2 separate regions of the Mus musculus genome follow, and region 2 is linked to region 1. A link is a loop called in an ENCODE intact Hi-C map of the cell type or tissue named here. Cell type or tissue: gastrocnemius. All regions are shown on one strand. Links, peaks and the distances in the headings refer to the core of each region. The heading gives the core; the rest is flanking DNA.

Region 1 (4,386 bases), core at 184-4,183:
TGCAGTGCAAGACTGGCTCCTGAATTTGATCCTTGGATCCCTCAGTGGATAGAGGAAACAGCCTTGGGGAGTTGTTCTCTGGACCCCCCAGGATGCACATGTGCACTACTAGATAAGATAGGGTATTTTTTGTTTTGTTTGTTTTTAATTCTGTTTCTACATATTGGTGATTTATTTATTTATTTGCTATTCTTGAGAGAAGTTCTGAGATGCCTGCTTTATGAAGCTGTTCTGTTAACTATTAAACCTACCTACTTTTACTTTTTTCTTAGTTCCCAGTGGCTAAAAGGTTTCCCTGGTCTCTACATCCCCTGTCCACCAGGGATGGTCTCCCAGGAGGACCTGGCTAGAATATCAACCTTGTCTGCTTTTCTCATTTTCCAGACAAGAGCTAAAAGAGAGTGAAGGGACAGTCCATCTGTGGGGGGCGGGGGGTCTGTGGGAGGGGTCAATGCCCCATTTCCCTTGTCAACGCTTTGGAGGCTGTGTCTCGTAGTGGGGAGACGCCATCCCCCCTCCGTTCCCGCAGACCCACGCTTCCGTATTAACCAGCACTTGGAGGTTTGTCCAGGTGACACAGAGCTTCCCCGTGTGGATTTCGGTACCTTGGGTGGAGCCAAGAGACTTAGTTTCCGCCCTCGCTGCGGTTTCTTCAGGCTTGTCCTTCAGTGTGACCTCAGCAGCATTTGGGACATGGCCTGTCACACTACCATTTGGTTCTCTTTGAGTTTGAGGCTGAACCTGAATAGCAGTGCGATTACTTCTGACACATTTGATAAATGAATAAAAAGCTCAACTGTAAAATGTTTTTGAGAGACCACAATATTCCTAATGACCCACTCCTATCATGTAATTTATTTTAGAGTTCTCAAGTGTAGTTTATTAGAATATCGTTTAGTGTTAAAATTACCATTGTAAGTACATAGTTCAATGGACGGTACAAAGGAATGTGGATGTATGCTAATATAAGTTGACCCTCTACCTGACTACTGTCTGGTTGACTCTGATGCAGTCCAGGTACACTGTCAGGTACCCACCCGAGCCCTTCCTGACGTTGGAAAGGGGGTGAGCTGCCTGTCTCTGTTCCCCTGAGAGATCAGGCTCTCTCTCCTTCCTTCCAGCCTGCAGGTGACAGGATACCTGCACGGCTGACTACTGACACTTTCCTACAGCATGAACAACACTCCCAGATGTTCTTGTGCTGCCATCTTCCTAACAAATGCCCTTTCTGGTCCAGGATCTGGTCCAGAATTCTCACTTGCACAGTTGTGTTTGGAGGAGCAGGGTCTTTCCTTTCTTGATGACCTTGGCAGTGCCCGACAGTCACCGTATAGGATCTCTAGTTGAGTGTGCATCATGTTTACCCTTGAGGAAGTTGAGATTGGGCAGCTTTGGTTAGAACATCTGCACGGAGATGCCGGGCGAATTCCTAAGGCATCTGGATGTCTGATTATTGACGACGGTACATTTTTTTTTTTTTTTGTCCTTTAACAGGGTCTTAGTCAGGGTTTGTATTGCTGTGATAAAAACTGTGTCCAAAAGCAACCTGGGAGGAAGGGGTCCCACCTTGAAGTTTTTAAGTCTGTTGTAGGGAAGCCAGGAGGCAGGAACTGGAGCACAGACCTCAGAAGGATGCTGCTTACCTGGCTTGCTCTCATGGCTTGCATGGCTTGCTTCCCTGTAGCTCTAAGGACCACCTGCCCCATTCACCCTGGACTGGGTCCTCTCATGGCAATGAAGAAAATGAGTCAGTCAAGAAACTGTCCACAGGCTAATCTGCTGTGGGCATTTTCTCCATTGAGGTTCTCTCTTCCCAAATGACTTTATCTTGTTTTTGTTTGTTTGTTTTGTTTGCTTGCTTTTTTTTTTCTTGAGACAGGGTTTCTCTGTGTAGACCTGGCTGTCCTGAAACTTGCCCTGTAGACCAGACTGGCCTCCAACTCAGAGATCCGCCTGCCTCTGTGTCCTGAGTGCTGTGAATAATGTGTGTGCCCTCACTGCCTGGCGCTTCTGTGAAGTTGATGCAAAACTTGCCTTGTCTGTGGTGAAATTGCCACTTTACCTCAAATCTGCACATATTTATGTCCTGTAATGTGGGTGCTTTGACGTCTGCATACATGTGTGACTAAGTTATCATGTGGGTGCTTTGACGTCTGTATACATGTGGTGTGATTGAATAAAGCCTCCTTAACATTTCCATCACTTCAGCCCCCCCCTTTGTTCTCTCCCCTCCTCCCCATGACGCCACTGAGGCCTGCTCCCTTGCCAGCTTTTAAAGGCTCCATGTCTTATTAATAGCCTTATCACCAGTGCCAGAGACCTACAAAAGGTCTCTAGTATTTCGCTGGCCCAGAGCTTACTGTGTAGCCTGTGCTAGCCTCAGACTCCCTGCCTTCCCAGTGCTGGGGCCGCAGGGTGAGCTGCCACAGCGGGCTGTTCACACACTGGCTTCAGTTAGCATTCCTGCATGCTTCAGCTGGGGTTGAAAAGTCTGGCTGCAGGCCCTGAAAGGAGATGTGTCGCATTTAATGCTCCATCCATCCTGTGACAGTGTTTGGCTAGCTTGGGTTGTTAATCTGGTTAAAGTGGCAACTAACTTGGCATCCTCTTTGCAGACTGACAGGTGAGGCTATATGGTAGAACTCAGAGTGAGAAAAGGAGCCACCCCCCCCCCCCACCGCCTGCTCCCCCCCAGTTCTGTTCTTTCCACTGTTCAGGATGAGCGCTGTGGCCTCTGGGTACGTGTACTTGGCACATTCTCCAGGAGCTCCGTGCTAAGGCATGTCTCTGAGGTAATGACTGACATTTAAATCCTGTCAGTGTGTTTTGTCGCTAACACAGCCCAGAGTTGGGAAGCTCCGTTTATATCCTTTGTTGCAGCTCTCTTAGAATTTACATCAGAATCCGAGCCTCAGCCCTGAGTCACCGCTACCCTGGGAGGGTGAGCTGGGTTCTCAGAAATAGCAAGAGGTCCGCCTGTGCCCAAGCCAGCGGGTAAGGTCATCCAGGAAGGAGAGCCCTGTCGCAGCAGAGTGAGACCTGAGAGGCTTAGCAACGCAGAGTGGGCAGACAGCCTTGCAGGTCTGTGCTAGTGGGATGGATGCATGGAGGTGCTTCTCTGAGTATTCTAGCAGAGAGCTTTCTGTACGAATCCTGAAATGCCCTCCAGGGTCACTTCCTCAGTTCAGTCTGTCCTGGGGCTGGGAGTGTGTGTGTGTGTGTGTGTGTGTGTGTGTGTGTGTGTGTGTGTGTGTTGGGGGGAGCTGTCCCCTGACCTCCTTGCTGCGCTCAGGGCTGCTGTGGAGGAAGCACCTCTGTAGGACTCTCTTCTTGCCTTGGAGTGCCCCTTCTGAGATCAGGTAGGAGAGAGTCCACATGCGCCCACACGTCTAACTACCAAACTTGCAACCAACCAGAGACAAAGGAATCTAGGACTGGCAGTCAGTTCTGAGTGTAGCACAAACAGTGTAGGCCGCACGCACGAGGCTTCCTGAGGAAAGTCAGTCGGTTCCAGTTGGCAAGGCCTGCTGCTCTCTGGTCTCCCTCCGCCTCATCCTACTCCTGTTCTGAGTCAGGGGCATATTTATTCAACTCACTAACATAGCTCTCAGGTCCTGCCTGTGATCTTGTAGGAGGTGGCTATAGCTGTGAAGGAACAAGCTACAGAGTCGCCACAGAACTTCTTTCGCAGCCCAGGAGCAGAGCAGGGGCCTGTCCCTCAAAGTAGAAAATACTGTAGAAAAAATAAGGGACAGGGTCTGAGGGGGATGGGGCTTTGCAACCAGGAGGCCAGAGTCCCTCACTAAACAAGGTCCCATAGGCTTAAGGCTTAAAAGACCAGGGAAGACTGTGTAGCCGCAGACAGCACCCAGGCCCAAGGGTGGAGGTGGGAGAGTGCTTGCAGCCACAGCAGGATGCACTAGAGGGAGGATACATTGTGCAGGGATTGCTCACAGCACAGTGACTTCGGTCTTTATCCCAGTGAGAAGGAGACCCCGGGGAAGGCAGGTCAGCAGTTTAATAGGTTTCTCATCAGTGCACTGAAGACACACAGCAGTTAGCCGAGTCTAGAAGCAGGAAGCCAGCGCCTGTGGCATGGTTGGCTGTGGCATGGCCTGGACAGGGCTGCATTCAGATCCGGGGTGTGTTTAAAGACGAGTCTAGAAAAATCTCCTAGCAGGTTGGCTGGGAACATAATCAGGAGAGATACGTGGGGTTTTGGAAAGAGCAACTGCCTTCTCCTGAGACGTGGAACTGCAGTCAAGAGTCCTGTCTTGGATATTATTTGGATATTTGGTTAAAAACGGTTACTGAATATCTAGATGATCTCTTAAATAAATGCGGAGAAGAGGGGCATGGTCTGGGCTGGGGCTAAAACTATGGGAC
Region 2 (4,386 bases), core at 78-4,077, 150 kb after region 1:
GTCCATCCAGGGGTGTTTCAGTGTCACCTTCCCCTTTTCCGGGAACCTCTTCCCAACCAGAAGCCATGTGCAGACTGTGTTCAAGCTGTATTCCTGGTTGAACGGCACAGAATTTCTTGTCATTGAGGGTTAAGCTCAAGCTCACTGTCCTGCCCAGGTCCCCATGGCCTTCTTAGTCCTGTAGTTTGAATCTATCCTCCATCGGATGGTAGCCTTTATTACCACTGGATGTATGCAATTCCCAGGCACTAAGATAACCCATCCAGTGTGTGCTGAATAGAAATCTATCATATGAGTAACGAATGGGAAATGTTGATTTATGCGGAGTCTAACTCAGTCCCACCTGCTGCTTCCTCTCCTGTTACCTTTGGGTTTTTTTTTTCTCTCAGGTGCCCTCTGTGATTAAGGGTCCGTTTCTTTCCTTTTTAAAGAGTTATTTTATTTTTAATTATTTATGTGCATATATGTATATATCTGTGGGTGGGTCTATGTGCACATGAGTGGGCAGTGCCTGCAGAGGCCAGAATAGGATGTCAGATACTGTGGGGTTGGAGTTACAGGCATTATAAACCATCCATTGTGGATCCTAAGAGCTGGCCTCAGGTCCTCTGCAAGCGCAGCAAGTGCTCGCAATGGCTGCTCTTTGCGCGTATATTACTATCGACTACACTACTATTCCCTTAGCTGCTCATAGGAGTTGGAGATCATCAGTGATTTGTAGCTGCTGAGGCATTCATAGGCTCCTACCCAGGCTTCTCAGCATCTCCCTAGGAATGTCTCACCCCAGAGTGTTCAGAGACAGGGATGCTGTGACTCAGGAAACTCCGGGACGGTGAAGGAAGAGCCTTGTAGTTGCAGGGGCTCCTCAGACTAATGGTGGACTCTCTGGAGCTTGTCACTGTGACTGAGACATGGAGAGTGCTTTGGTCAACCCATTGGCCACTTCTGAAAACACTGAGATCCACCCTACCTCCACTCCTCAGGCTTTTTCCTGGAACAGGCCCTGATCATTTAGAAAATGTCCTGTTTGTCTGTAAGCCAACACCCTCCCTCAGCACACCATGTTCCTGGACAACCAAGGTCTGGCAGGGTTTTCAAACTCCTGGGGACGTGCAGTCCGAGTTCTCTGAGCCGTTTTATGGCATGTCTCGGAACCCACGCCTAAGATCCTCGTGAGCCAGCATGAGAAGGCTTTTGGACGTCCATCCGCGTGGTTAGTGGCACTCCTCTGTTTATCCACCTTCAACCTTGGTAGGGAGCTGCAACCTGAGATCATTGTTGGGGGAAAGAAAGGGAGAAGGGTTATGCTGGCACCGAGCCCACTCAGTGATTTCACCCAGCAGGCCTCTTGCTCAACACGGTCTGCCTGAAGCTAGTCTTTGCTTATCCCCACCGCTGCTCCCAAGGCTTTGGAAAACACTCTTCGCTTTTCTGTACTGCGTGAAAGAGCATCTCTCAGCGTTCCACTGCCGTCCCTTGCTCGCACCCCTCCCTCTCCCACCCCCCATGGTCTGTTCATCATTCATCTGGAGCCGTCTCTCTGGTTCTCACCACTCCCTCTTCTGTGGGCATGTCGGTTGTTTTAAACAAAAAAAGAGAAGTGATCGCACAGTGTGCCTTTCTCGCTCAATATTTTATTGGGGGAAAAATTCCCCAACTGCTACTAAAGATCTTCAATATATCACTCCTCTTGGTTGTAAAGTATTTATTACAGTATTCTATCGTGGGCCATAATTTGCTTCACTAGCTCCTATTTTCTGACATTTAGGGTGTTGTAAAAATTATACCATCACAGTAATGCTACAGTGAACCTCATTTGATGTGAATCTTGGCACATCACCAAGATCATCTTGGCACGGGCTGATCAACACCCTCACTGGGTATAGAAGAGGATAAGAAGCAAGCCTTGTCCTGTTAAGCCACTGAAGCCAGGGGCTGTTTGGTACCAGCTGTGTCTCATGGTTGGCTAACAACGAGCCTGAAGAAGCTCCAACTTGGGAATCTACATACCAGCATTTCGGGGAGACCCAGGCTTGCTCTGCACCCACTCTTCTGTGCATTTCAGTATCACAGCCCCATTGGTCCAGGCCATGTGGCCCTGCCTGCCTGAAGACTGAATTAGTCCATGTGTCTATGGAACAGAGGCGAGCAAGCAGGTTGGTGGTGTCAATGTCCCTGGTGGATGAGGGTTTGGCTTTCGCTCATGATGCACGCCACAGAATTTTGGTAACATCTTGAAGAGTTTATAACTTGTAAATAGCTCTGCCCCACTGAGAAGCCTCAAACATCATTATCCTTACTGTTGACCTAAGGTCAATGTTGTTTCCTTGATGTTTGCTTGAACTGAACCTTAATTTGATTTGAAATTTTATATTGTTTGCTATCGTTGAGAGTAAGAATTTTTTCAGATGTGTTATTCATTTGATGTTTGTGTTATCTGTGGATATGTGTGCACCTGTGCCCAGTATCCTTCCTCAGGAGCCATCTTTTTTGTTGGTTTGGGACACAGTCTCTCACTGAGACCTGGAGCTCACTACATGGGCTGTGCTGGCTGGCCAGAGTGTCTCTGTCATCCCAGGGCTGGGATGACAAACTTACATTGCCACGTGGGTTCAGGGGATGGAGCGCAGGGTCCCATGGTTATGTGGCAAGCACTTTACAGGTTGATCTCTCTCTCCAGCCCCTTGCTTGTATCTTTTCAAAGTGATGCTGAACAGAATGGCGACCACAGAGCCATTTCCTAGTTTGGGAATGCCCAGGACATTTTCACAGACACTCTGGCACCCATGGTCAGGGAAGGTGAATGCCTCAGGAGAGCTCAATGGGGAATAGAGGGTACAGGGCACTCTCACATGGACGGGTATGGAATTCAGCACCTCCTCATGCCTGTGGCCTGCAGCGCTCATGCTGAAGACCTGAGAAGCAGCTCTCTCAGAGGGGGTGGCTCCTGTGGAAAAGCTCCATGGAGGGAGAGCAGACAGGTCTTAAGGCTGACTGGGAGCTAGAGGTGGCTCAACCGGTAAGTGTGCTTTCCCTTCCAGCATGAGGCTCTGAGTTCAAGTCCTTGGCATGCATGTCAGAGCCAGGTTTAACTCCAGAGCTGTGAAGGGTGGAAACAGGAGGATCTCTGGGGCTGGCTGACTGACCCTAGCTCCCTGTTTACTTGAAGACAATATTGTAGCGAATGATGAGGTAGGACACCTGGTCACTTTGGATCTCTGTGTACAGGCACAGGTTTGAGCTCTCTCTCTCTCTCTCTCTCTCTCTCTCTCTCTCTCTCTCTCTCTCACACACACACACACACACACACACACACACATACACACACACACACACACACACACACGATCAAAAGAATTAATGTTAGTACATATGGAATACGACAGCAAGAAATGCTGCCACAAGTCTTTATTTTTTTCACAGAGTTGCTAATCACAAGGTGATTTTTCTGACTGACTTTCTGGTTGTGAGGAAGTGTAAAATGCTCTCAGGGTGCCAGAGGTAAAGACACCAACTGTGCTCCTGTGTGCGTTCTACGCCCGTGGAGCCAACCATTGTGGGTAGGGAACGTTTGGTCAAGTCTGTGCCTCGATTATGTGCAGATCTTTCCCCTGTCACTTTGCCTAGGTGGCACGATTTATAAGCCATCCGTGTACTTACCTTCATTATGTGTGTGACAGAGAATGGAGGCATGGTGACAAGGCGTGCATAGTCTGCAACACTAAGCATTTTACAGACGACATTGGAGCATCTGTGGATTCTCAGGGGAGGGAGATACCGAAACCCAAGGCTATCAAAAGTAGACCTATCAAATACACATTAGAATGCAGCATGCGAGCACTGGGGCTGCTGGGATACAGCTGGGCCAGTTGTCTTAGTTAGGGCTTCTGTTGCTCTGATAAAGGCTCAAAAAAACCATTTTAGGGGGAAAGGGTTTATTTGGCTTACGTACTCTCAGTCACTGTCTACTGAAGGAAGGTAAGGCAAGAACCCGGAGGCAGAACCGAAGCAGAGACCGTGGAGGAACACTGCTCACTGACTTGGTCCCTACGGCTTGCTCAGCCTGCTTTCTTTCTTTTTTTCTTTTTTTTTTCTTCTTTTATGTTTTTCAAGACAGGGTTTCTCTGTGTAGCCCTGGCTGTTCTGGAACTCACTCTGTAGACCAGGCTGACCTCGAACTCAGAAATCTGCCTGCCTCTGCCTCCCGAGTGCTGGGATTAAAGGCGTGCTCAGCCTGCTTTCTTATTGAACCCAGGACCACCTGCCTGAGGGTATCACTGTCTGCAGTGAGCTGGGGCCTCCCACATTAATCATTAACCCAGGAAATGCCCTATAGACTTACCTGCAGGCAACTGATGGAGGTATTTTCTCAACTGAGGTTCCTCT

The links. Peaks named below come from ENCODE experiments on the same cell type or tissue, not always from the same donor. Only the 100,000 strongest peaks of a DNase experiment are listed, where the experiment ranks them.
Region 2: it touches region 1 in a loop (5-fold over the local background); 1 of 42 quality-filtered maps calls a loop at or near these places.

Annotation. Positions count from the first base shown.
Region 1 is chr13:52,878,595-52,882,980 of GRCm38, reverse strand. All of the region lies in intron 6 of Auh (AU RNA binding protein/enoyl-coenzyme A hydratase), which reads left to right. Among named protein-coding and RNA genes, the nearest start is that of Auh, 49 kb to the left of the region's middle. In gastrocnemius, for the core only: no CTCF peak of the experiment used is centred there; a DNase peak (open chromatin) is centred at 2,436; H3K4me3 peaks cover 1,824 bases; H3K27ac peaks cover 4,000 bases.
Region 2 is chr13:52,733,136-52,737,521 of GRCm38, reverse strand. The region is part of intron 1 of BB123696 (expressed sequence BB123696); the gene reads left to right. Among named protein-coding and RNA genes, the nearest start is that of BB123696, 22 kb to the left of the region's middle. In gastrocnemius, for the core only: no CTCF peak of the experiment used is centred there; DNase peaks (open chromatin) are centred at 1,268 and 1,871; H3K4me3 peaks cover 213 bases; H3K27ac peaks cover 2,518 bases.